2 separate regions of the Homo sapiens genome follow, and region 2 is linked to region 1. Evidence: chromatin loops called from intact Hi-C (ENCODE). Cell type or tissue: endothelial cell of umbilical vein. All regions are shown on one strand. Each heading gives the region's core, and the rest is flanking DNA. Links, peaks and the distances in the headings are about the cores only. Region 1 holds the start of LOC105374898 (a long non-coding RNA gene). Region 2 overlaps FARS2 (phenylalanyl-tRNA synthetase 2, mitochondrial).

Region 1 (15,910 bases), core at 7,911-15,910:
AGCTTACATAATTACAGCTATGTCATTCTTTATGTTCCCATGTCAATGTTCTCTGCTTCAGATGCCCCTCCAAGAGGACAGGAATTGGACCCACTTTGGGTAGCCTTGTACAATGCAACCCAGCACCCAGCAACGTCCTGAAGAGGCTGCTGACTGCTCTGGTCGAAGTGGAGCAGGGCCCTTCCTCCCTCCACTGGAAAGGGTGGGCAAGAAGCATCAGTGCTTCTGGTATTTGACTCAGTGAGACCTAGATATTGCAGATCTGCCATCAAAAATATTTGTAAAGCCGTTTGCACCACTATTATCCTTCTGCTCCTTTTAAAACCTAACAGGCAGGCCCAACTTGGAAACTTCCAAGAATGAAACACCACCTTCAGAAAACGTGGTAATTGATAGAAGAGTCTGGTGCTACTGCATGATGCATTCCATACCCTCTGGGCTCCTCTCTCTAGTTCTTTAACCTAGTCTCTCTCAAGCTATGATGAGAAAGGCACTGATTATTTCAAAATGGTGCAAATCACCTGCTGTTTAAAAAACAAGATAAATCCCCCAAAAACGAAAAAAATGAAGTTGTCAAAGACACTGGAATGAAATTTCTGAAGAACCAATCTTTTCCCACTGTGTTTCTCCATCAAAAGGAAAAGCTAGGCAAGCTTGTTGAAATGATCAGCTCCATGTGTTCAGCCTGAGTATAGGGTAGCAGGAAACTGCACCCTAATTTTAGTGTTCTGCATGGACTCTCATTACTGCCCAAGCACATGGCTCTCACATGCATAAGTCCTTCTTGAGTACTGGTTGCTAACCCTCCTCCACACTTGGTTTGCAGAGGATATTTCCAGAGTTAGAAGGGTCTTCCAGAATTTCAGAAAAAGAGCACCAGATATTCAATAAACCATGGTTTTTCTAAAGGAATTAATGGGTTGTCTGTCAGTCAACATTTGGACAAGCTGAGTCTAAGGTTGGCCCTGTAGCTCAGGAGTTGGGTTTCTACAGTGCCTGTTCTCTAGTTCCTTTTTGTGTTGTTCATCTCTTCTAATAAACTTTGGGCATAGGTTCAGCAAGTGAGAGGCAGGATAATGGAATGGTAAACACACGGCCTCTGAAGCCAGGCTATCATATTGGGACCTGACTCTGACACCATCTCTGTGACTTAACTTCTCTAGGACTGAGCTTGCTCGCCTGTAAAATGGATCACAATAGGGCCAACATCATGAAGATGTTGATGAGCTAAATTAGTTAAGTGAAAAGCAGTTAGAACAGCACCTGACCCATCATGTGTCCAATGTGTTAGCTCTTCTTAATAGGGGTGCTCTACTGCAATTACTGAAAAGGGCTTTATTGTGGCAGCTCATTTGAAGAATTTAGAGGTCTATACCTATAGTGGGTTCCCAGTCTTTTGGCCGGCTCCTGGGATACATCTCGGAAGATGAATGTGGGAGCATCTGAATTCCTCTTTCTCTAATCTCTCAGGTTGGCTACTTCATTTTTGAGTAGAGCCCCTTCAAACACATACATTTTTTTCCCCTTTATGTCTGTTATTGTTCCCGGTGATAAGGAGTGTGTTTTTGGCTCAGCTCCATGGTTGCCCTATCTATTAATATATCTTTTCTCCATTGCCAGGGCAGGAAGCCTGAAAACTACACTTTCCAGACTCCTTTGCCTACTGCTTCTTGTTAGCTTTTGCCAATGGGAGGCTCTGGCAGAAGATTGGAAGGTGGGAGGAAAGTTGAAACAAGGTTTTTCCCTTCAGCTTCTGGGGGTGTCTCCAGCTATGCAAAGGGCAGCATAGTGTCATAATGGCCCGGTTGTGGTTGCCATTTTCCCATTTACTCTTTCAGACCTAATCACTGCAGTGTTTCCCTGCTCATCTTTGAGTAACATGACTTCTCTTTATGACTCTTCTCCTGTTTGTATACTTACTGCTGTTTTCTGAAACCGCTTCCTGGTTGACAGGAATCATTGTTTAAAGACTTTAGATGCTCAAAGAATTTTGCTATTTGCTATACAAAATGACTTAAATCTCTAAAATCCTTGTTTTAAAAAATCTTAAAGGCTGGGTATGGTGTGGCTCACACCTGTAATCCCAGCCCTTTGGGAGGCCGAGGCAGGAGGATCACTTGAGACCAGGAGTTCGAGACCAGCCTGTGCAACATAGGCAGACCCCTGTCTCTACAAAAACAATTAAAAATGATCTCAGTGTGGTGGCGCACATCTATAGCCCCAGCTACTTGGGAAGCTGAGATGGGAGAATCGCTTAAACCCAGGAGATGGAGGTTGCAGTGAGCTGAGATCATGCCACTGCACTGCAGCCTGGGTGACAGAGCAAGACTCTGTCTCGAAAAACGACAACAACAACAAAAAACTTACAAACAAAACCTATCAAAACTCACACGAACACACAGGGACAAGTGAACAAACATTACAGATTAAAATGAAAGAATATGCCAGATACACTTTATTAGTTATCTGTTGCTACATAACAGATTATCCTTAGACAGTGGCTTAGACAGCAATCATTTATTATTTCTCATGGTTTCCGTGGGTAAATAATTTCAGAACAGCTTGGTTGGATGGTCTTGGCTCGGAGTCTCCATGAAATTACAGTTAGATATCAGCTGGGGCTGCAGCCGTCTAAAGTTTTGACTGGGGTTGGAGGATCTACTTTTCAAAATGGCTCACTCTTGAGGCTGGCAAGTCAGTGCTGGCTGTTGGCAGGAGGTCTCAGTTCCTTTCTATGTGGGCTTCTCCACAAGGCTGCTTAAGTGCCTCATGGCATGGCAGCTGGCGTCCCCCAAATAAAGTAATCCAAGGGACTAAGGAGGAAACTGCAATACCTTTTATGACTTATCCTTGGGAGTCAAATTTCATTAATTTATTCATATTCTATTGGTTACACAAAGCCAGCCCTGATTCACTGTGCAAAGTGACTACACACAGGCACATATACCAGGAGTCAAGTTCACTGGAGGCCCTTTTGGAGGCCGGATCCCATGTGCATAGTCACTGTGTATGCATTAGATGATAAGCGCGTAGTCTGAGTGAAGATGAGACATGGAAAACTCTCCTCTTCAAACAAGGGGCCAGGAAAGTTATAGATTTCAAGAGTTCCTTGAATGAGAAAGAAGGAATGAAAGAAGGACCATGAGTCCTTCAGGTTTCCCTGTAGCCCGTGAAAAAATATAACAAGCTAATGAAATGTTGAGCTAGTTGTTCTGAAAGGCATAAACAGGATGTATTCAGTTGCTTCTTTTCTCTTTCCCTTTTGTTTTAGCCACCATTTTTTCATTCTCTCTTATCTGCATTGCCATGGATGTGTCTGTTCCTTTGTTTCTAACCATTGGTAGGTACTCCATGACATGCAGCCAACAATTTTATGCCTCTACTCACCAGGAATACACACGCATGCTGCCTAGGAGGAGTTTCTGAGGGAGAAAAGGCATTAGCAAGAAGTAGCCCAGAGAAGTGTTGGCATTAGCAACACCTTTATTTATTTTAAAGTTAGAACATGCAACTACATATGTGTGAGGTGGTAAGGACTGGAAATGTTCTTTACTCAATAATCATCTGTGCCAGGCACAGTGCCAGATACTGTGGGAGGTTCAAAGATGGGTGAGACATAGTCCCTGACCTCAAGGAACGTATGGTTTAAAGACAAAACGGATCAGCAGTTCTCTAATTGGGATACAAAATTAAGAACAACAAGAGGTTATTGAGGGCCATCCCAATAATTCTGACCAGGGGATCAGGGAAGTGTTCATGCAAGGTTGAGCCTGAGAAGGATCTTGAAGGAATAGGACATGCAAGGGTGGATGGGAGGCGCTGGGGTGGAAGTGCAATACATTTTAGCCTGGAAGAACTAAATAAGCAAAGGCATCGAATAGAGGAGGGGTTGCATAGGTTGAAGGAGCAAGAAGGAAGTCAGTACGGCTGTAGCACGTGCGTGGGAAACATAGAGGGCTGTGGTTGGGGAGAAGGCTGGCAAGATGAGATGGGACCAGATCCTGGTGAATCTTCGGTGTCACGCAGGGAGTCAGAGTCACTCAGCAATGATTCAGCAATGGGAAGGAAATGAAGGTTCTTAAAGGAGGGAAACGACATTTTCACACCCATGTGGAAATGGGAGAATTAATACCAGAGACACTGAGACCAAAATGTGTGTCTCTGGTTGAAGAAATTATGACTATTTTACATTTTTCCCCTTTGAGTCACCTGCAGTTTCTAATTTTCCCATAGTGAATGTGGACATGTGGTGAAAATTTAAAAATAGAATACATAAAATAGTGTTTAAAGGGTAAGATACACATGGGGGAAAAGGAGGAGGCCAATGAGAGTGGAGTGTCTGCCATTGGTAAGGAGGAACCTGGCTCTGGAGGCCACAGGCTGGAGGCCAGCCAGGAGGAAGCTGGCAAAAAGGGGAAGGAGAGGATTTCATTCATATAGTCTCCCAATATCTGCTGAGTGTTTGCCTTGGGCTGGGCACTGTTCTAGGAACTTACAATCATGTATTTGTGAAATGGCTGAGAAATGGAGAAACAGCTGCGTGCAGTAAAAGGATGGACAGGGAAGGCCTTTTTTTTTTTTTTAGGCTATAAGAGATTTGAGTGTGTTTGTAAGCTCAGGGGAAGGAGCATGTGGAGAATGAAACACAAAATGTCAAAACCAATGGAAAAGATAAAAGATGAGGTCCAAGAGCCAATCAGAAGGAATAAGGTCAGGTTTGCAAATGCAGTGTGTATGTGTGTGTGTGTATGTATCTGTGTCCCAGAAAATATCTAAATTAGAGAATATATGAACATCTGTATAAATGTGTACACATGAGCACATTTTGGATTTGAATTTATAGTGACTCCTGAAGATAAAGATTTGGGCAGAATTGGAGGCATTTTTCTCTGCCATCTACAAAAGTGTCCAAGGGCTATTCAGAAATAGGAAACAATATACCACAACCCCAATAAACAAAGCAAGTGAGGAAATGCAGTTTTCCCCATGTTATGTTCCAAAGAGCAGAAAATATTACAAGAGGATGGGAGAAGAATGGTTACACAGGAAAACACGCTGCACAAAGGGTGCAGTGCAACAGGTGGAAGGTGTGCGTGATACCAACATGACTGCCAGGCCGGCTGAGAGTATACAAGCCTCTGGGAGACCTGGCTGCCACATGGCTGGACCATCATGTCTCTGGACAGGGATTGATGGATGTGCCTCCCATGTGCTTTGATGTTCCTTATCCCCTTCAAAGTTGCCTGTTTTGAAGAATTTGTGTTTGGCCAGAGTTAAATGACCCACTTTGCTTGGGATTTCTCTCCCTGCCTCAGTGAGAGCGCAATCCAACTTGTTTCAGGTGACACCCTGAGGAGACAAGCAGAGGACTTTGAGGACTATGAAAGCCATTTTTTATAGTCACTTGCTGAAGCTCAGCTGACCCTCCCAGGAAATGGAAAGATTGAGGCAGGCCCAGGCACTGCAGTCTGTGGCAACCGGGTCAGGAAGGCGCGCTGAAGTTAATTATCCAGCCTGGCATCCCCACAAGCTTGCTTGTTTGGTGTTGCTTCTTTCTTAATCAAGAAGAGACTCCCATGGTGGTGTCTTAATGTAAACAAAGCAATTTGTGACTTGATTAACAAATCAAGGATGGACAAACATGTCCTTTTCTCCCTTCTCCTCTTTACTAGGGACTTGGACTATTTTAAGGAGTGTCTCTCGATGTGAAAGGCAGTGGCTGCCTGAGGTTTGTCTGGTTTGGTGTCTTCCTGTGTTTCTCCCTTCTTACCACATCCACAGCAAGGGATTCATTCTAGGCATTCCATAGAGACTGAACCCATTCCTTCTGTGTCCTGGGAAATGTAAAAGTTGGAAATGCAACCCCCATTAAAAGCAATTCAACATGTGATTTGTCCAGGTGATGAGGTATGTAGCTAATATTAGTCGCCGTGATTTATCGAGAGAATAACTACCTGGTGATAGATTTTTCATGAATGTATCTCAAGTCATCTATCACTGTGACAATGAACTTTTCATATCTGGGCAGGCCTGTGATGGTTACAGAAACCAATAACTCCTTTAATAGAACTGCATGTCCATTAAATTACTGGAGGGAAAGAAAGAAAACAGGAAGGTCTTACAGCTAAAAAGGGCACAACATAGGGGAAAAAATAACAAAAAAAGATTCTATGACGAGACATTGTGAAAAATCAACACAAGGTTTTTGTTTTGTTTTGTTTTGTTTTTTGTCCTTAGAAATTAATTCTACAATGTCTTCTTTTTCTCACAAACACCATCACCCCACGTTGAAATGAAGCTGCTGTCTCCTCTGAATGCACACATGGACAAAGAAGGGCCCTGAGAAATCCCTAGTACACATACATCCTGAACCCTCAGGCCTCACTGGTGTGATGTGTTCCCTTAACTAAACTGGTACAGTGCAAATAATGACTTGTACTAGTTTTCTATTTGCAGTTTTAACAAATTTCCACAAATTTGATGGCTTAAATAATAGGATTTTATTATCTTGCCATTAGTTCTGAAGGTCAGAAGTCTGACATTGGTTACTGGGCTAAAATCACTGGGGCGCATTTCTTTCTGAAGACACTAGGGAGGAATCAGTTTTCTTTTTTTTTTTTTTTCTAGTTTCTAGAGGCTGCCCAAATTCCTTGGTTTCTGGCCTCTTCCTCTATCTTCAAAGCCAGCAAGGGTGGGTTGAATCTTCCCATCACATGACTCTGACCTCTTCTTTTTTCCTCTTCCACTTTTAAAGACCTTTGTTATTACATTGGCCTCTAGGGATAATCCAGGATAAACTCCCTATTTTAAAGGCAGCCGATTTAGCAGTCTAATTCCACCTGCAACCTTAATTCTCTTTTTACCACATTAACTAACACATTTACGGGTTCCAGGGATTGAGTCACAGACATTTTTGCAAGGACGTTTTTCTGCTTACCACAGGACTTAAATTTATTTGTTGTGTTTTTTCTTTGTGTTTCTTTGCCTCAAAATAGTAATAGAACAAGCAAAGCGAAGTGATCTCTTAAGGCAGGTTCCCCAAACAGGTTAGCATTCAAAGGTCAGCTCTCGCTCTTGCTCCTTGCTGGTCTTAGGCAAGTTACTAACCTCTCTCCAAACCTCAGCTCATCATCTGTAAAATGGGGATAATACAATCCTCTTACAGAAATTGTGAAGGAGATGGGATGATGTTTGTAAAGCTTCACCGTAACACCTAGCATGTAGTAAGTGCTCAATGAAAGTTAAAGTTTTTAAAAAGTTAGAGTAAATGTGGTGGGGTGGGAGTGATGAGAGAGAAGAGACAGTGCAATCTAGATCTCTGTACCCTGAATCCCCCTAGATGGTTCAGCCTTCCTTGTCGCTCTCCATGGGTTGGATCCTGCTCACAGAAGCCTCTCAGACTCTCTGGGTGGGTGGGAGAGGAAAAGAAAAGTTCAGCTGTCATCTTTGCCGCCCTTGTTCTGTGGTTGCTGTTTTCTTTTCCTTTGCTGCCTCCTTCCATCGCTGGCCCTCCACTGCAGACAGGCCGGGGGATCGCAGCCTCGGTGCAGAGCTGGCTCAGGCTGAGTGTCCCGAATGGAAACTGCAGGAGCAGTGGGGAGACATGCAGCTGAGCCCCACCTCTGCCAGTTCACAATCACTCACTGAGCCAGCCCAGCACGGTCCAAGCCCTAAACTCCCCGAGGCATTTTGATTAGATTAGCCAGTGAGAGCCAGGGTCTTCCAGGACTAGTTATGCCTGACTTTGCACAAAAGTCACTCCCTGCGAAGCCCTTGCCACTGCTCCTGGGGAGGGGAACCCAAAGTCCAGCTGACCCTTCCCCACCAGTGCAGGAGGACACTCTGGTGGTGATCAGGGCCTGGGAGGGACCCAAGGAATCTAATGCAGATGGTGGGAAAGCCTGACCTTCCAGAGCAGCAAGGTTACTTACTGGGTTGACAAAAAAGGCAAAAAGTGTTAGCATACAGTGTTGATAAGGATGCAGGGAATCTCTACATCCTTTGGGAAAGTAAACAAACATCTTCTCAAATGAAAAGCACACATACATACCTTTCTGCCCAGCAATCCAACTTTGATCAAGCCTATTGTATTGAAGAAATTAAAATACTAGTACATAACGTTGTTTGAACAGGAATATTTATGAACACAATACTTATACAGTACAAAAAACCTTGAAAAACTTAAATATTCATCAATAGAAGGAATTATGTCACCATTTAAAAGGAGATATTTAACTATTGCTCTTGAGGAATTTGGTTGCAGAGAAATACATATTACAATTTTGCAGAAATGAAACAAAGCGAAACCCAAAGCCAACCTCCATATATGTATGTGTGTATATGTGTGTAACAGCACGGGGAAAGGCATGGAAGAACACACGTCAACCTGCTACCATTTATTAGTGGAGGGAGGATGTTTTCTTCCCTCTCTGTACTCTTGAATTGCTTCATTGTTTACAATAACTTCATTACATTTTTCAATGTTGGGAGAGGAATTTAAGATAAATGGTGGGAGTGAGCGGGGGCAGGGAAGAGAAGTTGTCAAGGAAGATACAGGAGAAATCCCATGCTGGGAGAACCTGGCCACTCTAGTTGGGGGTTTGCAGAAAGCAAAAGCCAGGGGTCTGGCCTGGGCACTGAGGGGGATGGGGTGGAGTAGAGTCTGGGGGTGCACACATTGTTGAGCGACCTGGCTATTTGAACTCAAGGAGCTTATCTAGAACATCCTTTGAGAAGGCCAGAGAGGATGATGGATCACTGGGTAGTAGCCTGCAGTAAGAGGAATTTAAAACGCTTTACCATAAAGAATAACTGCTCCCAAAATATTAAAAGAATGAGGTTCTCAAGGTTATTTTGAAGAATTCGGTGAGATCCACCTGAGGAAATTAAATTAGTACTACCTAGCACGAGGTAACTGGCATGTTGTCCGAAAGAGCTTTACCTATACTGTCTCATTTGATACAAGGTACAATCCTATGAGGTAAGTATTATTATCGTTATTTTACAGAGGAGGAAACTGAGGTATAGCGGGGTTCAGTATCCCGCCCATGGTCATGCAGGTGGGAACAGGAGTGTTCCGGCTCCGAAGTCCTGGCTCTTGGAAGCCACACTAAAGGCTGCGTCCTTCCAGGGCGCAACTCTGGGCGCAAATGTTACACTCTCCTCCCCTCACCCGGTGGGGGTGGAGTGGGGAGAAAGGGCCTTCTCCGTGCGCCTGCCGGGATGGCCGGAGTTCGGTGGGGCCAAGCTGAGGTTCCTCTCCTGGGGCTGGGCAGGGTTTGGGCTAACTCTTCTCCCGCCGGCATTCGGGTTTGGGGGCCGAGGCTGCCCAAGAGTTAACCTCCAAAAGGGCCCTGCAGGGGGTGCTTTCTCTACACTGTTCTTCTCTTGGGTAGTGGAGGGGTTGGTGGGGGAACCACAAGCTACAAGATTACAAAGTTGCTAGACTCCTTAGCCTAGGGAGGTACGATGATTTGGGACCGGGTGTGGAGGTGTGGGCGGGGTGGGGGGTGCGGTGTCTTCCGGAGCCCTAAGCTGGCGTCCTCAGCCGCTCCTTTCCGTTCCTACCCCCCACCCCCAGCTCACCACTTCGTTTTCACGTCTGGGAGGGGAGCGGGGGGCGGTGATGGGGAGGAGACCAACGCTTTGATTTCCCCTGGTAGGTGTTCTGAGTGGCTAGGGATCCTTCCCTCGCGTGCCCCTGGGTCGGGGCGGTAGACAGCTCCAGAGGATGGACGGCCAGCGTGAAAGCTAGAGCTCGTGTATTGTAGGGAAAAGTGGGGGTGGCGGGGAGATAATGGTTGAATACCTTCCTGATATTTGAGGGAGAATTCGGCAAGGGGGAAATCTCTGGCTCCATCTTTGGCTGACTCATCGGATTTCCTGGGGTGGGCTCCGGGAGAAGGCTCGGGGCTGGCGCTCCTGCCTCGGTCCGTCCAGCACCAAGACGCCAGGTTCCCGGCGGCCCTGGCCCTCTGGGGGTACTGATTACAGTGGAAAGATCTCTGCGTCCGCAGAAGGAGAATTTGTGTCAAGGTTCTTGTGCGCCTTTTCTTCTCTGGGGGTTCTGAATGAAAATAAGTCCCAAGGTCATCTTTGTCCCTTAGCTCTTGCCCAGAGCTCTATCTGCGTCTCCAAGCTTCTCCATCATCTCCTTTTGTGTTTCAGGTGATCGCCCACCTTTCTTCCCTTCTAACCCTACTTCCGGATCTTTTTCCCCCTCGTTTCTCCCCGTGTCCCCCATTTTCCACGCTCGAGTCCTTTTTCTCGTGCCAGTTTCCTCCCTCCGTCCGATTTCCTTTCCCACGGGCCCTGGAGTTCCTCGGGCCCAGGCAGGGCTCTGGAACTGGCCTGACATGTTCATAATAAGGATTGTCAGACACGGTACTCAAGTGAACTACCTTGTCTTGAACTTACTAGGACAGAGGATGTGATAAAGGAGGTCCTTCTCTAATCCCAACAGCTCCTCAAAGGCTCGAAGCCAGCCTGAGTGGGCCACTTGAAGAGCCACGGGCTGTGGGAAGATACGGAGAGGCTACTCCGACGTGGGGAGGAGGTAGGTATGACGATGTCCTCTGTGCCTGAAGCCCACTCCGTCCCACTCCCAATACTCCCACCATCTCATCAGTGGGGCATGCTCGCCCTGGTTAATGTCATCTCCCTGAACTGCCAACGAGGCTAGCAGCTTTGCTGCTTAAAACCGGTAACATCAACCAACATATGGAGATGTCATCATGATTAAACGGCAAATTATAGCCGAAGACGGCGCGATAATAATCTAAACAATCACCACAAGAAGAAACGTTCTCTAACGCTCCAGTTGCGGAAGCCTGCGTTTCCAAGACTCGCGGCCCTGCGTTCCCAGGGATATCTCCGTGCTCACGTGAGCGTGGTCCTCGGCTTGGGACAGACAAGGGAGCCCCAGACAGGACGATAAGGTTTGGAGATTCCCAGGGCGATCTGGGACTCCGTGGCGTGGGGGCTTGGAAGCGCGTGGAGGGGCTGAGAGAGGGGAGAGGGCGCCCTTCCTCTAGGGCGGCCCCGTCTGGGAAGCAGTTGGAACAGCAGTAGGAGCCAGGGGTTCCTAGAGAAGAACCCTGTTAGGAGAGCAGACCAGCCCGCGCTCCCAGTCCCCGCCCCCTCGCCCCTTCTGCCCCGCCCTTAGCCTGCCTCTTCCTAGATCTTCCAGGACATTGATTTCCGAGTAGGAAGCCCGCGCTGCTAGGGGAGGGGCGTCCTCTGTGGGTCGTGGGGGGGTTTCCCTTCTCTCCACAGTCGGAGCAGAAGGGCGCCTGCCTTTTATTTTGACAAGCAATGGGCTTAGTTGTGAGCACTTGTTTGCCCCCAATATGTAGAGGAAAAGATACTGATAGGAGGCGGCGTGCTACGATGGCAAAAATGGAGAAGACCCTCCCTCTTTATCCTGGTTCTCCTCCTTGTTAAATAGATTCGTATTTAAGATAGGCACAGACATTCTAATTTGAATTCCAGGGGTTGAACTCCAGTTAGAATCATCCTATTTATACGCAGACCGAAAATAACCATTGAAACGAAACCAACAAAATGCAACTATTTTCCAAAACCCCGAGCGTTTGCTGGTGGGTGACCACCCCGCGCAGGTAGCGCGGATCTGCTTTGGTTTTGACTGAGAACCCGGGTTTTGACTGAGACCTCCGTCGGGAGGAGGGGACTGGGTGGGAGTTAGCGGGCGAAACGATTCCCCGGAGTGGCCCCGAGCGGCGCGTGCGTGAACGCGCGGCCGTAATATATGCTGCCATTAAGAATCCGTGCAGCTTCCAGCGCTCCGGGCGCAGGGACGCATGTGTTGCTGGAATTCAATCCGTGGGGGGAATGCAGATTGGGCTGCGACTCACTGGGTTTGATTTATGAACTGTTACACTAGCAATTGTTTACACATTGCATTTCAGAGCCCGGGCCCACCCTCCCCGCAGCGGGCGGCGGGCTTCGTGCGGGAACCTGCTGCAGCCCCCTTGGTCTCTCTCCATCCTCCTCCCTTCCCCCGTCCCCCCCCCCCGGGGCCCCCGCAGCTTCCTCCCACAGCCACCTTCTCCAAGAAATCAGATTTCGATTTCTCTGAACCCAGAGACCTGCATGCAGTTCTTTCTCCCCCGCCTACTCCAGGCCTGCAGTCCCCGGACCCGGGTCGCCTCTGCCCATTTACTCCGGAATGTTTACTTCTCTTTAAGGCCATGCGGGGCCTATAAATAGGAGAGGTGGAATCAGCCCCACTGCCAGATCAATAGGGCCCGTCTCCTCGCCATTTCAGCTGAGCTGTCTTATTAATTATGAAAGGATTCACCTGATCCCTGCCAGGGAACACAGCCTCTCGGCCCCTCTGCTGGAGCCCTTAATGGCGGTTCCTTCGCAAGCTGCCTCTGGCCACCGCACAGGAAGAGGCGAATCGTGGTTAGGCCGAGCCTGCGAGGATCGTGGTTAGGGCTCCGGCCCGCCTGAGGCGGGGGCAGACGGCCGGCCACTGGCATTGTCTGCCTGTGCGAGCAAGCCCAGTTCCTCTAAATCTCAAACAGAAAGAATCTCTGCTTTGTAATTAATTTAAAAACAACTTTCATTTTCTCTTTTTTAAGGAAGCACGGTTTCGGGGAAGTGGCCAAGTGGCTTAAGTGAGGAGGGTCTGCTTGAAGGTGGCAGGTCTGCTTGAAGCGGCTTCCTGAAGAGGTGAGCTTATCACCGGCATCCTGTGTCCCTTCAGGTTCCCTGAGAACTGGGTCAAGAAAGCAGGTTGGGGTAGGAAACAAACGACACCCCCATTTCAAACAATAACTTTTATTTTATACTTCTCTATACTTTGTAGCAAATCTTTTTTTGCTGAATTTAATTTATAATAAACTTTTTAAATTACATCTCTCTCTCTTTTTTTTTTAAAATCAAGGCTCTTTTATGTCAAAATCTTTTTTTAGCTATATTTTAGATTAACATTTAACATCCCCCCCTTGTGATCTATACCGTTGGATATTCAGGTATTACTGTGTGTGTAACAGCTAAAACAAGAGGGAGGAGGGAAAATAAAGGCAGTGAACTTGGACGGATGCATCAACAACAGCAGATAAAGCTAACCCCTCAGTGACCATAGCAGCATGTCTTCTGGAAGCCTTTACTCTTACCCCAGAGATTTCCTCAGCCCCTTCCCTCTCTCCCTCCTATCCTCCAAACACAAAGCCAACAGTCTGTCCTTTCGCTTTTCTTGAGGAGAAATGTGCAGTGGAAATGATCAAAACAAGATACTGTGGAAGAACGACGTGAGCGTGAATTATTCACCGTATGTTTCGTCCGTGGACATCTCTCTTGAATTCATTCCCCTGGCCTTCTCCTCTCCTCGCCTTCCTATTAGGAGGAGCCCATCATTTTTCATGTTACTAGCATGATTAATATAGTAGGTGGCCCAGGGCCGTTCCTGAGATTCTTTTGCCAACAAAAAAAATTAATAATAATAAAATTAAAAAATGGGGTGGGTTTGCCGTTTTCTTATTTGTGTGTGAAGACGGACTAAAGCTGAGGTCCGATTTTGGCTGTGCTTGCTTGCTCACTGATTGGTAACATTTGGCAAATAAAACACAAGAAATCAAACGAAATAAAAAAGAGAATCAGGATTTCCCACAATCCTATATGAGTGTTTTCAGCATCACAGAGAATCACAACGTCCCCAAAGAACTAATGGATCTTCCTCTCGATTTCCGGGAGCATGGAGTGAGTGTGGGTGGGCGCGCGGGGGGAGCTGGCCCCACGCTCAGAAGGAAAGCCAGGTCGCTAAAGCTGCCGAGAGAGACACCAGGAGCACCGGGAACGCCGGGAGCAGGGACCCCGCCGCCCCGTTGCCGCTGCCGCAGAGTTCGAATAAGCTGCCTTGGATGTTGAGGTTTTTGGATTCTTTTCTCAGTTTATCCCACATATCTTTCGCCCCTTCCTGGCAATCCGTAAGGGCTGTGACCGTGCAGCTGTGGAAATCCTCCCAGTATCTGGTGAGGAACAGAACAAAACAGAACAAGCAGGTTCACTTGGGACGCCGGGAACACCCCGGGCTTGCGCCCCTGCGCCTCCCCGCTGGCGGCCCCGCCAACTTCCCGGGGTGTCCCCTCCCTACCTTCTCTTCACCGCCCTGGCGCCTGGCCTGCGCGAGGTCGGGACTCGCGGGACCTCCGCCTACCCCAGAAGCGGCTGTCTAAAGCGGGGGTGGGGGGGCGCCCCCTCCTGTCTGGTTTTCCCTTCCAGTTGCCGGGAGAGGACTAGGCAGCCGGGAGCCGGGCCGTGCACCCGCTGTGGCGCGCTGGCACCTCGGCCTCCGCAAACAGATTGCTCGCCCTCCTCGGGGAAAGCTAGGAAAACAGTGCTAAGCCTCGCAAGCTGCCGCCCATTAATGCCTCTTAGCTTGCAAGATGGGTTACTAGCTCTGAGCACGGCCCTCCCCTCGGGGCTTCTTACATTCTCCTCCCCCTCGCCCCTTCTGTCTCCCTCCTTCTCCACGCCGCGGTACTCTCGCCTTCGCCCTCATTCTCTCCCTCCACCTACTACCTCTTCCTTTTGTTTTCCGTTCTCCTGAATTTCCCTTTCTTTCTTTTTCCGTTCCGTCTGCTTTCCTCTCTTCTGTTCCCCACTTCCTCTTCCTCCTTCCCACAACCTGCCTGGATCCTCCTTGCTCTCCACAGTTCCCGGCTCAGATTCGGCCTGGAGACTCCTGCCTGCCTCTCTTCTCCCCGGGGTCGGTGAGTGTTAGTGGCCGAGCACCTGGGGCCGGCCTCGTAGCCTTCATCTGCTCTTGCGAATCCAAGTGTCCCAGGCCTGCGCGTTGGGTCCCTCCTGTTTCTCCCTCCCCAGTCTTTTCCGTGGGCTTGGGCCCCATGGGGCTTCCTCCCCACAGCTTTCAGGATGTAGCGCCAGCCTCCAAGGCCGGAACTGCGGGGAAGGCGTGGTGCCCACCTCTGCCAACCTTCGAGGACTCCCCACCCTCTGTCCTCCTCTTGCGGTCAGTTCACGGAGCCTGGCGCCTAACTCAACCACTTCCTCCTCCCAGGCTCAGCTCCTAGACCCACCCCCACAACCTTCATCCAACCTGTCCCTTTTGACTGTCCCCCTTTCTTCTGAAAACCCAAAATAGATCCTGAGACTAAATATAATCCCAACCCGTGATCGATTCCTGGGGCGCTGTCTCCTTTCAGAGCTGGGTCGGTCTGCGCCTCTCTGTAACTCCGGGCTGGTCCCCACCTGCCCCGGGCCTTGAGCACCAGGTCACAGGCACCTGCCTTCTACATGGTTTGGTTGTATTTTCTCCTCTCTCTTCCTTCTGCTGGCTGGCCTGGACTGTAAGCACATTGAAGGCAGGCACTGTGTTAATTTATGAGTACTGGAGGGACACAGAGCTTCCAGGTTCCTCAACTTGTAATAAACAGCAACATTTGGACATTAGGAGGCCCAGGGAGGACAGCTTTCCTGCAGACTGTCTGTGGAATTGCCCCTGCTAAAGGATGCCTAAATTGCTCTTTTTTTTTTTTTTTTTTTTTTTTTTATGTACGCCCAGATGAGGGCAGAGTTCTGAGGGACCTGGTAGAGAAGGATAGACTCCACCTGGGGCTGGGCAGAAGTGGGCTTCAGCTCCGTGTTGAGCAAACAGCTCCCCCAAATGAGTAGGGCCTGGACCTAGCCGTGGCCTGTGACCTCAGGAAGGAGTTCTCACTTTCCTGTTTTCCAAGACTGAAGTTCTGCTTAAAATTAAAATAGCTTGGAATAAACAAGTTCCACCAAATGACAGAGGATTTGGGAGCTGCTCTATATGCAACCTTTTGTTATCCTTATAGATATACATTCTTATCCATCACGAGACTTTTAGAATTAAATGACTTTGTCCCTTTCATGATAGGAAAGCACTAGCCATTTAGCT
Region 2 (15,910 bases), core at 5,599-13,598, 570 kb before region 1:
GTGTGCCTGGAACTACACCCATTGCAAACTATTTTTACTGGTACTAATAACTCTCAGGTGGTTGGTATACAGGTGACCTAGAAACCATTAAGATTTAGGGAGAGAGGGAAGATTCTCCTTCTACTCTTTAGGTTCATAGAAAGCTCAATTTCCTGATTGATTTCAGCCACTTCTCTTCTGGCCTGTCTTCTAGCTCTACTAAGGAATTGATCATCAGCATAAAGTTAGTTATCAGAACTCTGTTATCAACCACTTTAACTCCTTCACTCCTTTGACTTGCACTGGACACTTGATGAAAACCTAGCCTTGAATATGTGCCCAAATCTCTTTATGCTTCCCCCTCCTGTAGCAGCTCAGATTTGCCACCTTAGCCAGGTCAAGGTTGGTGGCTCTCTTCTTTCTTATTTTGGTCAGCTCACTGTACAAATCCCTTTTTTTCTGTTATTCCACACCATTTTTTCAGTCTCCATTTTTCTATTCTTTGTCAGAGGATAAGCTGTATTTTACTGAGAAAATCTAGGTGACTGGCTGTGGATTTTGTGCTTAGTTGGACTGCTGATTACCAGCCCATCGGTTTCTCTAGAATTTTGTTTCATCAGCTTTAAATATACCCTAAATGATGTCATCTCACAATAAAACAAACAACTACCATTATTTGATGATCCATCTTTCTCTGGAAACTTACTGTCCTTTTCAGCTACAGTTTATGAAATATACCTTCCAATTGCTGCCCGACAGAGGCAGCAGTGGTTAGTTCATTCTAATGGTTTCTGTTGAGGTCACGATTGATTTCCAAATTATAAAATTCAACAGATTGGGGAAAACACTTATTATGCTGAATCTTTCTGCTTACTCTTTTGTTTATTGAATTATAATGGGCTTCCAATAAACTAAAGTGTACAATTTGATAACTTTTGACATAATTATACACACACTAAACCATCACCACAATCAAGATATACTCATCACCCCAAAACGTTTCCTTGTGCTCCTTCACCGTCCCTCTACCACCTCTTCTGCCCACTCTCCCTACCCACCAGGCCTAGGTAACTAGTGATCTGCTTTCTGTTACTATAGGTTGGTTACCATTTTCTAGATTTATGTTCAAGGAAATCCTATTGTATGTATTCTCTGGCTTCTTTCACTCAGCATAATTATTTTGAGATTCATGCATTTTGTAGCGTGTTATCAATACTTCATTCCTTTTTGTTACTAAGTAGGGTATTACATTGTATTGATATTCCACAATATGTGTATTCATCCACCTATTGTTGGCTATTTGGGTTGTTTCCAGGTTTTGGCTATTGCAAATGAAGCTTCTATAAATATTTGTGGACAAGTCTTTATATGGACATCGCTTTTTTTTTTCTTGAGTAAATAGCTACAAATGGAATGGCTGCATGGTAGGTATATGACTGTTTTTTTTTTTTTTTTTTTTTTGAGACAGAGTCTCACTCTGTCACCCAGGCTTGAGTGCAGCATCGCGATCTCGGCTCACTGCAACCTCCGTCTCCTGGGTTCAAGCAATTCTCTGCCTCAGCCCCGCGAGTAGCTGAGATTACAGGCACCCGCCACCATGCCTGGGTAATTTTTTTTTGTATTTTTAGTAGAGACCGGGTTTCACCAACTTGGCCAGGCTGGTCTTGAACTCCTGACCTCATGATGCACCTGCCTTGGCCTCCCAAAATGCTGGGATTACAGGCGTGAGCCACCGCACCCGGCCATGACTAACTTTTAAAGAAACTGTCGAACTGTTCAACTGCTTGTACCATGTTACATTTCCACTAGCAGTGCCTAGGAGTGGAAGTTGCTCCTCATTTTTGCTAGCACTTGTTATAGTCATTGTAATTTTAGCCATTCTGATAGGAGTGTAGTGGTATCTGATTATGATTTTAATTTGTATTTTCTTTTCTTTTCTTTTTTTTTTTTTTTTTTTTTTGAGACAGAGTCTTGCTCTGTCGCCAAGGCTGGAGTGCAGTGGTGTGATCTCAGCTCACTGCAACCTCCACCTCCTGGGTTCAAGCAGTTCTCTCCCACCTCAGCCTCCCAAGTAGCTGGGATTACAGGTGCACGCCACCACGCCTAGGTAATTTTTGTATTTTTAGTAGAGACAGAGTTTCGCTATGTTAGCTAGGCTGGCCTGGAACTCCTGACCTCAGGTGATTCACCCACCTCGGCCTCCCAAAGTGTTGGGATTACAGGCGTGAGCCACCGCTCCCTGCCTAATTTGTGTTTTCTTAGTTGATAATGATGCTGAATATTATGTACTTATTTGCATTCATATAACTATTTGGCAAAGTATTCAAATATTTTGCCCATTTGTTTTCTTTCTTTTTTTTGGTCTTGCTCTTTTGCCCAGGCTGGAGTGAAGTGGCATGATCTCAGCTCACTGCATCCTTGACCTCCCAGGTCAAGCGATGCGCCCACTTCAGCCTCCCAAGTAATGGGGATTACAGGTGCTCATCACAATGCCAGTTAATTTTGTTTATATTTTGTAGAGATGGGGTCTCACTATATTGTCCAGGCTGGTCTTGAACTCCTGGGCTCAAGCAGTCTGCCCACATTGGCCTCCCAAAGTGCTGGGATTACAGGTGTGAGCTATTGCGCCTGGCCCTATTATCTTTTTATTGATTTTTGAAACTGTGAATTTTGGATATGATTCTTTTGTGGGATGTGGGATTTGCAATATTTTCACTCAGTCTTTTCATTAGTGTTGTTCCTCAAAAGGCAGAAGTTCTTTAACTTTGATGAAACCCAGTTAACCAATTTTTTTCTTTTATGGATTATGCTTTTGATATTGTTTCTCGGACATCTTTCCTAACCCAAGGTCACAAAGATTTTTCTACTATGTTTTCTTGTAGAAGTTTTATAGTTTTCAGTTTTATATTTAGATTTGTGATTCCTTTGAAGAATTTTATGGATGATCTGAGGTACGGATTGAAATTTTGTTTTCCATATTGATATCCAGTTGTTCCAGCATCGTTTGTTGAAATGACCTTTCCTTCTGCACTGCAAAGTCTTCGTACCATTGTCTGGAATCAATTAACCATGTATGTCTGGGGCTATTTCTGGACTCTCTATTCTGTTCCATGCATCTGTTATTTGTCTATCTTGACACAATACTTCACTGTCTTTATCACAGTAGCTTTATAATGCCTTAAAATCGGTTAAATTCTTGTAACTTTGTTCTTTTTTCAAAGTTATTTTAATTAGATTGTTTACATTTGATGTTATTATTGATGTTGTTGGATTGAAATGATCATTTTGCTATTTGCTTTCTATGAGTAACATTTTTTTTCTTTGTTCTCTTACTTTGTTTGGATTAATTGTATTTTTTATTATTCCATTTTATTTCCTTTGTCTTATGAGGGGTAACTTTTTGTTTTGTTATTGTAGCAGTTGCTTTAGGATTTACAGTTATCACAGTCTCACTTCACTTTGAGTGCTGTTACCCCACTTCTGTATAGCGTAAGAACAGCAGACTTCCCTGTTTCCCATCTTGGCCTTTGTGCCGTCACATATTTTAATTCTTATGTATACTATCAACTCCTAAATACGTTATGATTGTTTTTGCTTTGAATAGTTGATCAGCTTTTAAAGATATTTAAATAGTAAGAAAAGTCTTTATATCTCCTAGGTCCTTACCATCTTCAGTGCTCTTCATCTGGGTTCCCAACTGATATTTTCCTTCTGCACAGCAGAAGGTCTGCTTCTGCTAGTGATGAATTCTTTTGCATTTGTATGTCCATAAAGCTTTTATTTTGCCTTTATTTTTGAGATATTTTCACTGGGAAAAGAATTCTAGATTAATAGTTTTTTTTACCTCTGTGTATTTATTTTTGAGATAGGGTCTTGCTCTGTCACTTAGGCTGGAGTGCAATGGCGTGATCATGGCCCACTGCAGCCTCCAAGTCCTGGGCTCAAAGGATCCTTTTACTTCAGCCTCCTGAGGAGCTGGGACTACAGGTGTGCACCACCACACCCCGCTAACTTTTAAAATAAAAAAAAAATTGTAGAGAGATGGGGTGTCACCATGTTGCCCAGGCTGGTCTTGAACTCCTGGCCTCAAGTGATTCTCCTTCCTCGGCCTCCCAGACTGCTGGGATTACAGGTATGAGCCACTGTGCCCTGGCCCTTTTAGTTTTTTAGAGGTGATATTCCTAGATCTCTTCTCACTTGCCCTGTTTCCTGTGAGAAATCTGCTCTTAACTTTGCTTTTGTCTTTGTTTTTCTGTACATAATGTGTCTCTTCTCTCTGAGTCGTTTTGCAATGTTTTCTTTGTCACTGGTTTTAAGCAGTTTGATTATGATGTACATAGATACAGTTTTCTTCAGATTTCTTATGTTTGGAATTGGTTGAGCTTCTTGGATTTATATTTTTCGTGAAATCTGGAAAATTGTGGTCAATTATTTCTTCAGATACTTTCTGTTACTCTCCTCCTTTAGGTACTCCACTTGCATGTGTATGTGGCCACTTAAAACTTTTCCACTACTGGTGCTCTGTTCATTTTTCTTTCAGTGATTTTTTTTTCCTTCTATATTGCATTTTGGATAATTTCTATTGCTTTATCTTCAAGTTTACCAATATTTCTTCTACAGTGTCTAATTTTCTGTTAACTCCTTCCTGTGTATTTTTCATCTCATTCATTTGCTTCAGTTTGGATCTTTTTAATATCATCCCTGTTTCTACTTAACGTGTTTAGTCTTTCTTCTAGCTTTTTGAACATAACGAATATATAATACATATTTTAACACATTTTTTCCTACTAATTCTGACATCTGTCATTCCTTGGTGAATTGCTTTTGATTCTTCTGTACTTTGTATTATGTATTTTGTTTCTATTTTGCATGCCTGGTAATTTACTATAGGATATTGCCAAACATTGTTAATTTTACCTTCTGATGCATTGGATATTTTTTACCTTCCTAATATCCGCGAGCTTTATTCTGGGATTACTTAGAAACACTTTGATCCATTTAGGTCTTCTTTTTAAGCCTTACTAGGCAGGACCAGTATAGAGTTTCGTCTGGGGATAGTTTTGCCCACTACCTATGCGAGACCTGTCTTAGCTCTGTAACCGATAACCCGTGAATTATGAGGTTTTCCCCTTGGCTGTTGAGAACTGGCACTATTCCTGGTCCTGTGTGAGCTCCAACTTTATTCCCTCTAATCCTTTTGTGTGGTTTGTTCCCTGACCTCAGGTAGATTTTTCAACACACATGATCAGTGTTCAGTTGAATGCTGAAGGGGTTCTTCTGCAGATCTCCAGAGTTCTTCGCGCAGCTCTCTTCTCTCCTTTACTCTGCCCTGAGAATTCTAGCTATCCTGACTTGTCCAGACTCCCGGCTCTGTCTCCTCAAATCAAGGAGACTTTTGGGCTCTCCCATGTTCTCCTTAGGTCTCACCCCTCTGGGGGGTCTGTGTCCTTGGTCACCTGGTGTCCTCTGTTTTGAGTGGTGTGATTTTATATATTTGTCTTTTTATTATTATTATTATTATTATTAGTTTTTCATATGGAAGGGTAAAACTGGTTTATTATTCCATCCTGTCCAGATGTGGAAGTTTCTCTTTTTCATTTGAATCGTTTGGCTACTCCTTCTGGACCTTCCTTCCTGCAATTTTCTATTACATCTCATTCCCCTCTTCGCCTTCATTATATTCTTACATCTCTCTCATCACTTACTCTCTGTGTCTTTTTTGGTCTTCTTTTCTGATGCAGCTTAATGTTTGTGACAGGAACTCTTTGAAAGGGTGGCTGGTGTTTTCCTTCTCAGAGAAGAATTTGACTGGGAGATGGATACAATCCTAAAGATGCATTTTTAGATCTGTTTTACAAAACCAGAATTTTTATGAATTTTATTTTCTAGAACACATCAGTGAATTGTGCTTTCATGTATCTCTTAAGATATCTAAAACACACTTATTTTAAAGTCTCAGATTGTTTCATAAAAATAATCTCAACTGAGGTAAGTTAATGTTTGATTATTTGTTCTGCTGGCTGTATTACTTAGCATTAGATTTGTCCATATGTTTTAGAATTTTGGGTTGCAGGGTCATATTCAGAGGAAGGTTTTTTTGTTCTTTACCGTTTCTCTGTTTTCTTCGTTCCTGTCCTTCTCCCCCATCCCCCGTCTCTTACTATTCACCCTATAAGTGGATTTGCAGGTGATTCCACCCAATTCTCTAGGCTTGAAATCCAGAGTGAGATTTCCCAGGGATCCATCAGATGTCTAGCACCCATACAATGAGGGGATGGAGCTGATCCTAGGCCTATGGCTTGGATCCCTAATCTTAAAGCTCCTTAGATCTACAGCCCCATGCTGCATTTGGGTGACAGTATTTGACTTCCTTCTGGCACCGTCATGGAGCTTATCCCATCCCAGCCTCTGACTTGAAGCTTTTTGCCTCCCTCCTGCCCCAAGCCCACAGTGTGCCATCCTGCAGGAGGCAGGCTCCTGGTTCTTCTTGGTTGTGGACCCCAAGCCCAGCAGGCTCACTTTATCCTCTCTTCCTGTTTTGCTTCTGGCCTGTGGAGGTTTACATTTTGTATTAGTCCATTTTCACATTGCTGATAAAGACATACCCGAGACTGGAAAGAAAAACAGGTTTAATGGAGTTACAGTTCCACCTGGCTGGGGAGGCCTTACAATCGTGGCAGAAGGCGAAAGACACGTCTCACAAGGCAGCAGGCAAGAAAAGAGAGCTTGTGCAGGGAAACTCCCATTTTTAAAACCATCAACTCTTGTGAGACTTATTCACTGCAACAAGAACAGCATGAGAAAGACCTACCCCCATGATTCAATTACTTCCCACTGTGCCCCTCCCACAACACATGGGAATTCAAGATGAGATTTGGGTGGGGACACAGCCAAACCATATCATTCCATCCCTGGCCCCTCCCAAATCTCATGTCCTCACATTTCAAAACCAATCATGCCTTCTCAACAGTGCCCCAAAGTCTTAACTCATTTCAGTGTTAACTCAAAAGTTCACAGTCTCAAATCTCATCTGAGACAGGGCAAGTCATTTTTGTCTATGACCCTGTAAAATCCAAAGCAAGTTAGTTACTTCCTAGATACAATGGGGGTACTGGCATTGGGTAAATACAGCCTTTCCAAATGGGAGAAATTGGCCAAAACAAAGGAGCTACCAGGCCCCATGCAAGTGTGAAATCCAGTGGGGCAGTAAAATCTTAAAGCTCCAGAATGATCTCCTTCAACGCCATGTCTCACATACAGGTCCTGCTGATGCAAGAGGTATGTTCCCATGGTTTTGGGCAGCTCTGCCCCTGTGGCTTTGCAGGGTACAGCCTCCTTCCAAGCTGCTTCCATAGGCTGGTGTTGAGTGTCTGCGGCTTTTCTAGGTGCCTGGTGCAAGCTGTTGACTTCCTTCTGGCACCGTCATGGAGCTTATCCCATCCCAGACTCTGACTTGAAGCTTTTTGCCTCCCTCCTGCCGCAAGCCCACAGTGTGCCATCCTGCAGGAGGCAGGCTCCTGGTTCTTCTTGGTTGTGGACCCCAGACCCATTCTGGGGTCTGGAGGGGTCTGGAGGACGGCGTCCTTCTCACAGCTCCACTAAGTGGTGCCCCAGCAGGGATTCTGTGTGGGGGCTCCTACCCAAAATTTCCCTTCTGCACTGCCCTAGCAGAGGTTCTCCATGAGAACTCCACCCCTACAGCAAACTTCTGCCTGGGCATCCAGGCATTTCCATGCATCTTGTGAAATCTAGGTGGAGGTTCCCAAACCTCAATTCTTGACTTCTGTGTACTCACAGGCTCCACACCACATGGAAGCTGCTAAGGTTTGAGGCCTGCACCCTCCGAAGCCACAGCCCGAGCTCTACATTGACCCCTTTCAGCCACATAACAACTGGGACACAGGGCACCAAGTCCCTAGGCTGCACACAGCATGGGGACCCTGGGCCTGGCTCATGAAACCACTTTTTCCTTGTAGGCCTCCAGGCCTGTGATGAGAAGGGCTGCCACAAAGACCTCTGACATGTCCCAGAGACATTTTCCCCATTGTCTTGGGGATTAACTTTCACCTTCTTGTTACTTATGCCAATTTCTGCAGCCAGTTTGAATTTCTCCTCAGAAAATGGGATTTTCTTTTCTATCGCATTGTCAGCCTACAGATTTTCCAAACTTTTATGCTCTGCTTTCCTTATAAAGCCAAATGCCTTTAACAGCACCCAAGTCACCTCTTGAATGCTTTGCTGCTTAGATATTTCTTCTGCCAGATACTCTAAATCATGTCTCTCAAGTTCAAAGTTCCACAAATCTCTAAAACAGAGGCAAAATGCTGCCAGTCTCTTTGCTAAAACATAACAAAAGTTACTTTGCTCCATTTCCGAACAAGTTCCTCATCTCCATCTGAGACCATCTCAGCCTGGACTTCATTGTCCATATCACTATCAGCTTTTGGTCAAAGCCATTCAACAAGTCTCTAGGGAATTTCAAACTTTCCCACATTTTTCTGTTTTCTTCTGAGCTCTTCAAACTATTCTAACCTCTTCCTGTTACCCAGTTTCAAAGTCACTTCCACATTTTTGGATGTCTTTTCAGCAGCGCCCCACTCTGCTGGCACCAATTTACTGTATTAGTTTGTTTTCACACTGGTGATAAAAACATACCTGAGACTGGGAGGAAAAATAGGCTTAATGGACTCACAGTTTCATATGGCTGGGGAGGCCTCACAATCATGGCAGAAGGTGAAAGGCCCATCTGACATGGTGGCAGACAAGAGAAGAGAGCTTGTGCAGGGAAACTCCTGTTTTTAAACCCGTCAGATCTCATGAGACTTATTCACTATCACGAGAACAGCATGGGAAAACCTGCCCCCATGATTCAGTTACCTCCCACTGGGCCCCTTCCACAATGCGTGGGAATTCAAGATGAGATTTGGGTGGGGACACAGCCAAACCATATCACCTTTTATCTTTCAACTTAGACTATGCCTGTTTGGTTCTCTCTCTCTCTCTCTCTTTTTTTTTTAAATCATAAATGTCACTGTTGTGTGTTAGGAGAACAAGGACACAGACCGTGCCTTCTTGGTCTCATGAGTGTGCTTTGTGTTGGAAGCTGAGTTAATGTGGTGTTGCACTGTCTGCTCCAGTGGAGGGCAGCATGGGGCTGTGCTGTCCCACACACCTGGTTCTGATCCTGGCATTTACTCTCTACTGTAAACTGAGATTAGATACGTGAGCTGTTGCAGTCACATTTCCCTCATCTGCAAAGTGGGAATGAGAGTAACGATTGTTCAGTGTATATGCCAGCCTCACATCAGCGTAAGCATGAAGTGAGAGCAGGCATGGGACGTGTTTAGCACAGTGCCCAGCATATAGTAAATGAACAGTAAATGTCAGTTACCCAGGAACACAATTTAGACATGCTTATTTTTTCATATTTTATTAAAAAGTGAGATGTTTCAGATTATGAGCTGAATTTCATGACATTCAATGAAAAAAAATACCCACTGAGTGTTAATGAGCTGCTAGGTACTGTGTTAGGCTTTTTACACACTTCCCCATGCTGAATTGTCACAGAAACTCTGTGAGATATTCTTATTTTTGACAAAATTGAAGCAGTGCGAGGTTAAGTAACTGGCCTGAGGTCACTCAGCTGCAAGTGATAAAGCTGGGATTTGCTTCTAGATCTGTGCTGGCTCTTAGATCCAGGCTGTCCCCCACCCGACCAGCTTTGTGGAGGCTGGTGTGTGAGCCTTCTGTTTACAATGCCTCTCTGTGTAGCCTGCAGGGATCTGAAGATAGTTTCCTTCGAGAACAGGTTGACGAGGAGGATCGAGGACCAAAGGGCTGTGCTGTGGCTCTGCCTGAGGCCGGGATGCTATTGGACTGTCCCCTCTGCTGCTTGATAGAGAGCACGGGAGTGATCACTTACCCTGGTGCCTCTGAACCCATACCCAGATTTCAGAATGAGGGGCCCATTAAATTGTGCCATACTCCATTTCTCATTTCATTGTGAGGTAGAGAAACGATCATATCATCTTACGATCCAAGCACTAGTCAAAAGGATCCCTGTGTAGAGGAGTCCCAGGGGAACAGTGTGAAACTGCACTTGCACACATTGGTCTTTCTGCCAAGCAGAAGAATAATAGCTGTGGGACCAGTTATACCATTGCCAATGGTGGAGGAAATCGCCTGCCTTTTATTTTTCCCCTATTGCTTTGTGTTTGTCTTAGCAGGAGTCATTGTGGCTGAAATAGTGTTAATATCTTCTGTATGCTTGGGAGGTCCCACACTGGAGGATTTTATTACCCTCTGTGAGAGGGAAGAGGTGGTATTTACCATTAACTTTGTAGTAGGAATGGTTTTATTCCACTTGGCACTCTGCAGCGCTGGACTCCAGGGTACATGGTTGTGTGGACGCATAGGATATATATGGCGCTCTTAAAGAGTCACAGTGGTGGCATTGCCAGGTTTGTAAGGCCCTAGATAGGGATGAAGTGTAGGTCATGAATGACTTCATGCTGCGTGTGAGGTGGGCTTTGGAAACAGAATCAGTATTTGTATTCCCACATGGATGCTTCAGGCCTTAAAAGTGCCTCCTCTTCCTTATGACTGCCAGCCACATTTACTGAGTCCAGAAGACACTCTTTTCTTCTCTTAGGGGAGAGACGAGATGTAAACAGCAAGGGCAAGGAAGGCAGCCCTGGGAATCGTGTCTGTGGGTACTCAACTGTTGCTTTATCTAAGTGGGAGCTGCGTAAGAGGGTCGAGCTGGTGTTCTTTTATCAGCAAAGCCCTGGATCTTTGTCTGGGACCTACACTCTCATTGTATTCTTCCACCAGTTAGTTCTATGGCCTTGGCGCCTGTGGAAAGTATTGAGCTAATGTTAGTGCAAAATATTATACAACACCTATCGAGGGCGTTTTGGCAATATTTATTAAAATCATAAAAGCATTTACTCTTCAACTCAACAGGGTATTTAGTCACAGCATTGCTTTCAGTAGCACAACACTGAATATTCTCCAAGTGTGTATCAGTAAGACTTCTTATATGAATGTGGGCCACATGCAGGAATCTTTGGTAGGAGTAAGAAAAGGACTGAGGGCGTGCTCTATGCATTCATGTGGAGAGGCCTCCAGACACATCATTCAGTGAAAAAAGCGTGGTGCCGAATAAAGTACACACTATGCTGCTTGTTATATAACAAAGGAAGGAAAATAGAAACAGATATTTGTATTGGCTTAACATCTGGCAGTAAAAAGGAAACCCTGAGAGTTTACCGTAAGGGTCCAGGAGATTGGGGTAAGATGGGAAAGGGAGGTAAGTGAGACTTCTTTGTCATGCCCTATTACATAATGAGATGGATCCTGTTATAGTATTTTGATTTTGAACCTTGTGAACATATTTCCTATTCAAAACAAAACAATTTATAAAAGAATGCTGTTAGAGCACTATTGAAACATCATGAAAAAATGGGCTCTATCAAAAGGTTGCGGGTCTTCAACAGAAGCAGAATAGATGGAATCATCAGATGTCTTTGACAGTGGCGGCTGCACGATTTCCCGTGGTTAGATTGTGGTTATCGAGGATGATCCCAGCTCTTTAAGAATTTGTTTCCAGCCAGAGAGTCCCCTCCTTCCTTTTTCTTTCCACGTTCCTTTCCTTCCTTGGATACTAGCTGTTCAGAAAGTGTGAGTGGCAACCCTGATATTAGACCACTATATTCTACTATTTTTCTGGTGTCAACTGAGGGAAAATCTATTTTGAAAATAATGCCAAACACCAGTGGTTAATGGCATATTTGTTCAGTTAATTTTAAAAAATTATTCATGGAGGGTACCCCTGGTTTGGTGTAGAAAATCACTGGTATATGCTCTAGTTTGGGCCACTGATCTTTCAAAATTTAGATTCTACCATCTGTGGAAGGCAGTTCTGATAGGAAAGTCCCATCTTTAAATACAAACGGTATGGGAAACAGCAGAAGAATCTCTTTAATGAGTCAATAAATCAGGGAAATGGAACGTGATGTTTATTCAGAATGAGATCCTTAACGAAGGTGGGATGGAATGGAATGACGTCTACTTAAATGTTTATAGTATGTCAGACAGAGTGCTCAGGCCCTTCAGGGATTGGTGGGAAGAGACCAAACACACACACACACACACCCGCCCTGCAAGTGTCCCTGGCTGGTCTTGCCAAAGGTGCAGAAGTCGGGAGGCTGGTACACAGAGCAGGCGAGGTACAGTGCTGCCTTCCCCATCCCTGTGGCAGGTAATGTCCTGCTGGAGTTGAGACAGGCTTAGAATTCTTGCTATACCTCTTCCATTTGGGCTCATGTCACTGTCCTGGAGGTATTTCTACTTATTTCTGAAGTCCCACTTGAGTGATTGCTTCTGGACTTTGGGCTCTCCTCATTCTTGAACAAACTCAACATCCTTATTCAGAGGAGAAATTTGAGTCAGTGTCCAGATCTCCAAAGAGGATTGCTGCCTCTTGAGAAAACCTGGGCTCCCACAGGGTCTTTTCTTGAAACCACTGGGTGAGGGCAATCATTATCCACGGTGTAGAGAAGAGGCAGGTGGGGCTCAAAGAGGATAAGTAAGCTTCCCGCGGTTTCACAGGAAAAATGGTAGAAGGCTGAGGCTTGAACCCAGGTGTGGTTTTTTTTCCTAAAGTATACTTTCTTTTATGTGGCTCTAGGCTGAAAATTGAGGTGTATAATTTTTGACAGTTGCTGTAATCTCAGAGTTCTGAAGCCGTTAAAAAAGCTCTGAGCTTCATCTGTGTGGTTTAGGAAATTAAAAGACACAAGGAAATAGGAAAAAAAACCTTGGCATTATTTTCCACTAGATATATAGTTCATATATGCACTTAATTTTCCTCTATAGCCCCAATAAGAAGTTAGTCTTATGCATAATGAATCCATATGATTTGGATATGCTTACTGAAAATTCTCCTCTATTAATATATAACACAAAATACGTAATTTTTAGTAAATATTCTGACTTCTAATACTTGACATGTGAAATAAGTCACACTCAACATAGTTTTGAGCTAGTTATTTGGCATTGTATCTTTTAATACAAGAAGCATGTCAAGATGCTTTTTCAACTAGATATAATAATACCTACAGTAATTTTGAGATCATAGATTGAAAAACAAGAAGAAAGTGTATTTTGGGGGTAATATCAAAGTATTCAAGAAATAATTTCACTACCAATGATTTTTTTAAAAATCTCTGTTAATGTGTCAATGTAACAATTAATTAATTTATTTATTTGAGACTGAACCTTACTCTCTCACCCAGGCTGGAGTGCAGTGGCGCAATCTTGGCTCACCGCAACCTCCACCTCCCAGGTTCAAGCAATTTTCGTGACTCAGCCTCCCAAGTAGCTGGTACTACAGGCATGTGCCATCACACCCGACTAATTTTTGTATTTTTAGTAGAGATGGGGTTTCACCATGTTGGCAAGGCTGGTCTCGAACTCCTGATCTTAACTAATCTGTCCGCCTCAGCCTCCTGAAGTACTGGGATTACAGGCATGAGCCACTGTGTCCAGCCCTCAATGTCACAAATTTAAATTGTTAAAATGTGTAAGAAAATATGGTATATTGGGAAAAAGTTCACATTAATATAATTTACTTTCAAATAATTACTATTTATGTTTGAAGTAGAGACACAGTGTACTCAAAAATAGTGCTTTGCAAATTTTGGCCTTTTTTATTTTTAGTTGACACATCATTGTACACATTTATGGGGTACAGAGTGACATTTTAATACATGTATACAATGTGTGATGATCGAATCAGGGAAATTAGCATATCCATCATGATATTCTCTTCAATAAATGATTCTGGGCAAGTGCTGTCTTTCTCACCGTATACAAACCCAACTCAAAATGGTTTGAAGACTTAAATGTAAGACCCGAAACCATAAAACTACTAGAAGAAAACAGATGAATTACTTCAGGACATTGGTGTAGGCAAAGGTTTTATGGATAAGACTTCAAAAGCACAGATTTTGACTTTTGTCTATTTATGTGAAAGAGGCAAATCTTAAAAACTGAAGAAGTCCTTAAAGTAGCAGAACAAAGGAAATGAATGGTGTATAGATTTGGCATTCTTTGTGGGGTCATGTAGATTTTAAAACGAAACTGAGCAGAGGATCTCAGGGGGTAAAAAGGATTAAAAACTTCCTGGTCTCATTAGACACAACTTTTACCAGTCTGTGTTTTCTGTTTTAGTTACTATGGTAGTATCAATAGATTCTGCTCCATTAAATCGTTCGTGTTTATCATCTTGGTGGATTCTGAAAAACATCGGCTAACGTCCCTGCTTTTCTTGCTTTGCTATCTGTAGTTTTCACTGTGGAGCAGTTACCCACGTTGTTACCAAAAAAGACACCTGCAGGATGATTGAGGAAGAAGAAACTGAGGGCTTGTGGTGGCTGAGATCTTAAACCAAAAAAAGAGCAAGGGTTGATAAAACATATTTTATCTTAAGAATTTGTTCAACATTACAGAAATTTTCAATCCAAAGCTATAATTGTTTTTTCTCATTATAGAAGTGGTAAACCAAAAGCCCTTCAGTGAAGGAAGGTTCCTGGAGAAGGGAGAGCCATCACATCACTTCTCAGTTCTATCCTTGTGTTGTGCTGACGCCATCAGCACCAGCAGCTCTAGTGGGTGTGTGTAAACAGGGACCTGTCTCTGCGGAGACGCGGCTTCCTATGAGACCATATGCAGTAGACATTTAGTTAGGGTTTAATAAACATTGATTATGGAATGACTTTAATCAACACTTGTAATTGTTTTCAGTGCTTATTAATGTCTTGAAATGTCTTCCTCTTGGACTAGGGAGAACCTAAGATATTACAGTTGTGAGAGATGGAGTTGTATAACTGAACTCTTCCATATTTATTTAACCTATCCAAAATGATTTTTTTAACAGAACCTAAGAGCAAACTGAGAAAGTAAACTTGTGTAGCACTTACTTTACCACTGTGTTCCAAGCATTTAGGTAATGTTTAATTACATAAAATTAATTATATTTAATTATATGAAATCATGATGTTAACCCTGAGTCCTGTTCCTGCTTTTGGTAAAATTCAGGCCAAATATCCAAAGCCATGTACACAAAATATATTGTTCCAAACTGTTGTCATAAAATGTTTTCCGCTTACGTGCCAAGAGTTATAAAAAAAGAAAGATAGAAATTATTTTGTCTGTCAGTCCTTCTGCACTCACTTCCATGTCCCAAGACCTCACATATTTCTGTTTGTTAGCAGGATTGTCTCTGGTGCTTTTTACAAAAATATTGATAGGGAATTGTTGGTCCCAAAGATGGGCAGGGATACAGGTGTATAAATCCCTTCTTCTCAGAATACAGTCCCAAATAAGCAGTGGCTCTGCGTGTCTGAGCTTCCACACAGAAAAGTCGACTACTCAGGGGACGTGGGGACAGTTCTCCAACGGCCTGCAACAAGACCAGCTTTTTTTTCCCAGTTAGAAAAAGTGTTGATGCGATCTCGGCAATAAAAAGGAATGAACTATTGATAGGTGCAACAACACAGGTGAATCTTAAAATAACCCTGATGAAAGAAGCAAGAAAAAAAGGAGTACATTCTGTATGTTTTCATTTTTATAAAATTCTAGGAAATGCAAACTCATCTATAGTGGCAGAACAAATCAGTGGTTGCCTACAGATGTGGGGGGTCAGGAGAAGAGTGGGGCAGTGGGCAGGTGGGTAGGATTACAAAGGGGCATGAGAAAGCTGGGAGGTGATGTTTATGTTCATTGTCTTGATTGTGGTGACAGTATCATGGGTGCATATCTGTGTCAACATTTGTCACATTATACACTTTATATCTGTGCACTTTAATGTTTGTCTATTTAACACAGAGAAAATAAGAGGGGGAAATATTGTATTACTGTTGTAAAC

The links. A loop is a pair of places that touch in the nucleus more often than their neighbours do. Peaks named below come from ENCODE experiments on the same cell type or tissue, not always from the same donor. Only the 100,000 strongest peaks of a DNase experiment are listed, where the experiment ranks them.
Region 2: a loop joins it to region 1, with 12 times the contacts of the local background. A loop is called at or near these places in 3 of 110 quality-filtered maps.

Annotation. Positions count from the first base shown.
Region 1 is chr6:5,985,211-6,001,120 of GRCh38, forward strand. NRN1 (neuritin 1) reads right to left here. Exons shown (of 3, transcript NM_016588.3): 3 at 12,789-13,994. The coding sequence ends at 13,766. LOC105374898 (a long non-coding RNA gene) reads left to right here and starts at 5,676. Exons shown (of 2, transcript XR_926413.4): 1 at 5,676-10,555; 2 at 12,606-12,881. RefSeq lists enhancers at 12,641-13,840, 13,498-14,404, 14,405-15,310. In endothelial cell of umbilical vein, for the core only: a CTCF peak has its summit at 11,056; DNase peaks (open chromatin) are centred at 11,191, 11,741 and 12,521; H3K4me3 peaks cover 1,796 bases; H3K27ac peaks cover 669 bases; H3K27me3 peaks cover 3,215 bases.
Region 2 is chr6:5,413,394-5,429,303 of GRCh38, forward strand. The region is part of intron 3 of FARS2 (phenylalanyl-tRNA synthetase 2, mitochondrial); the gene reads left to right. Among named protein-coding and RNA genes, the nearest start is that of FARS2-AS1, 37 kb to the right of the region's middle. In endothelial cell of umbilical vein, for the core only: a CTCF peak has its summit at 9,102 (motif pointing right); no DNase peak of the experiment used is centred there.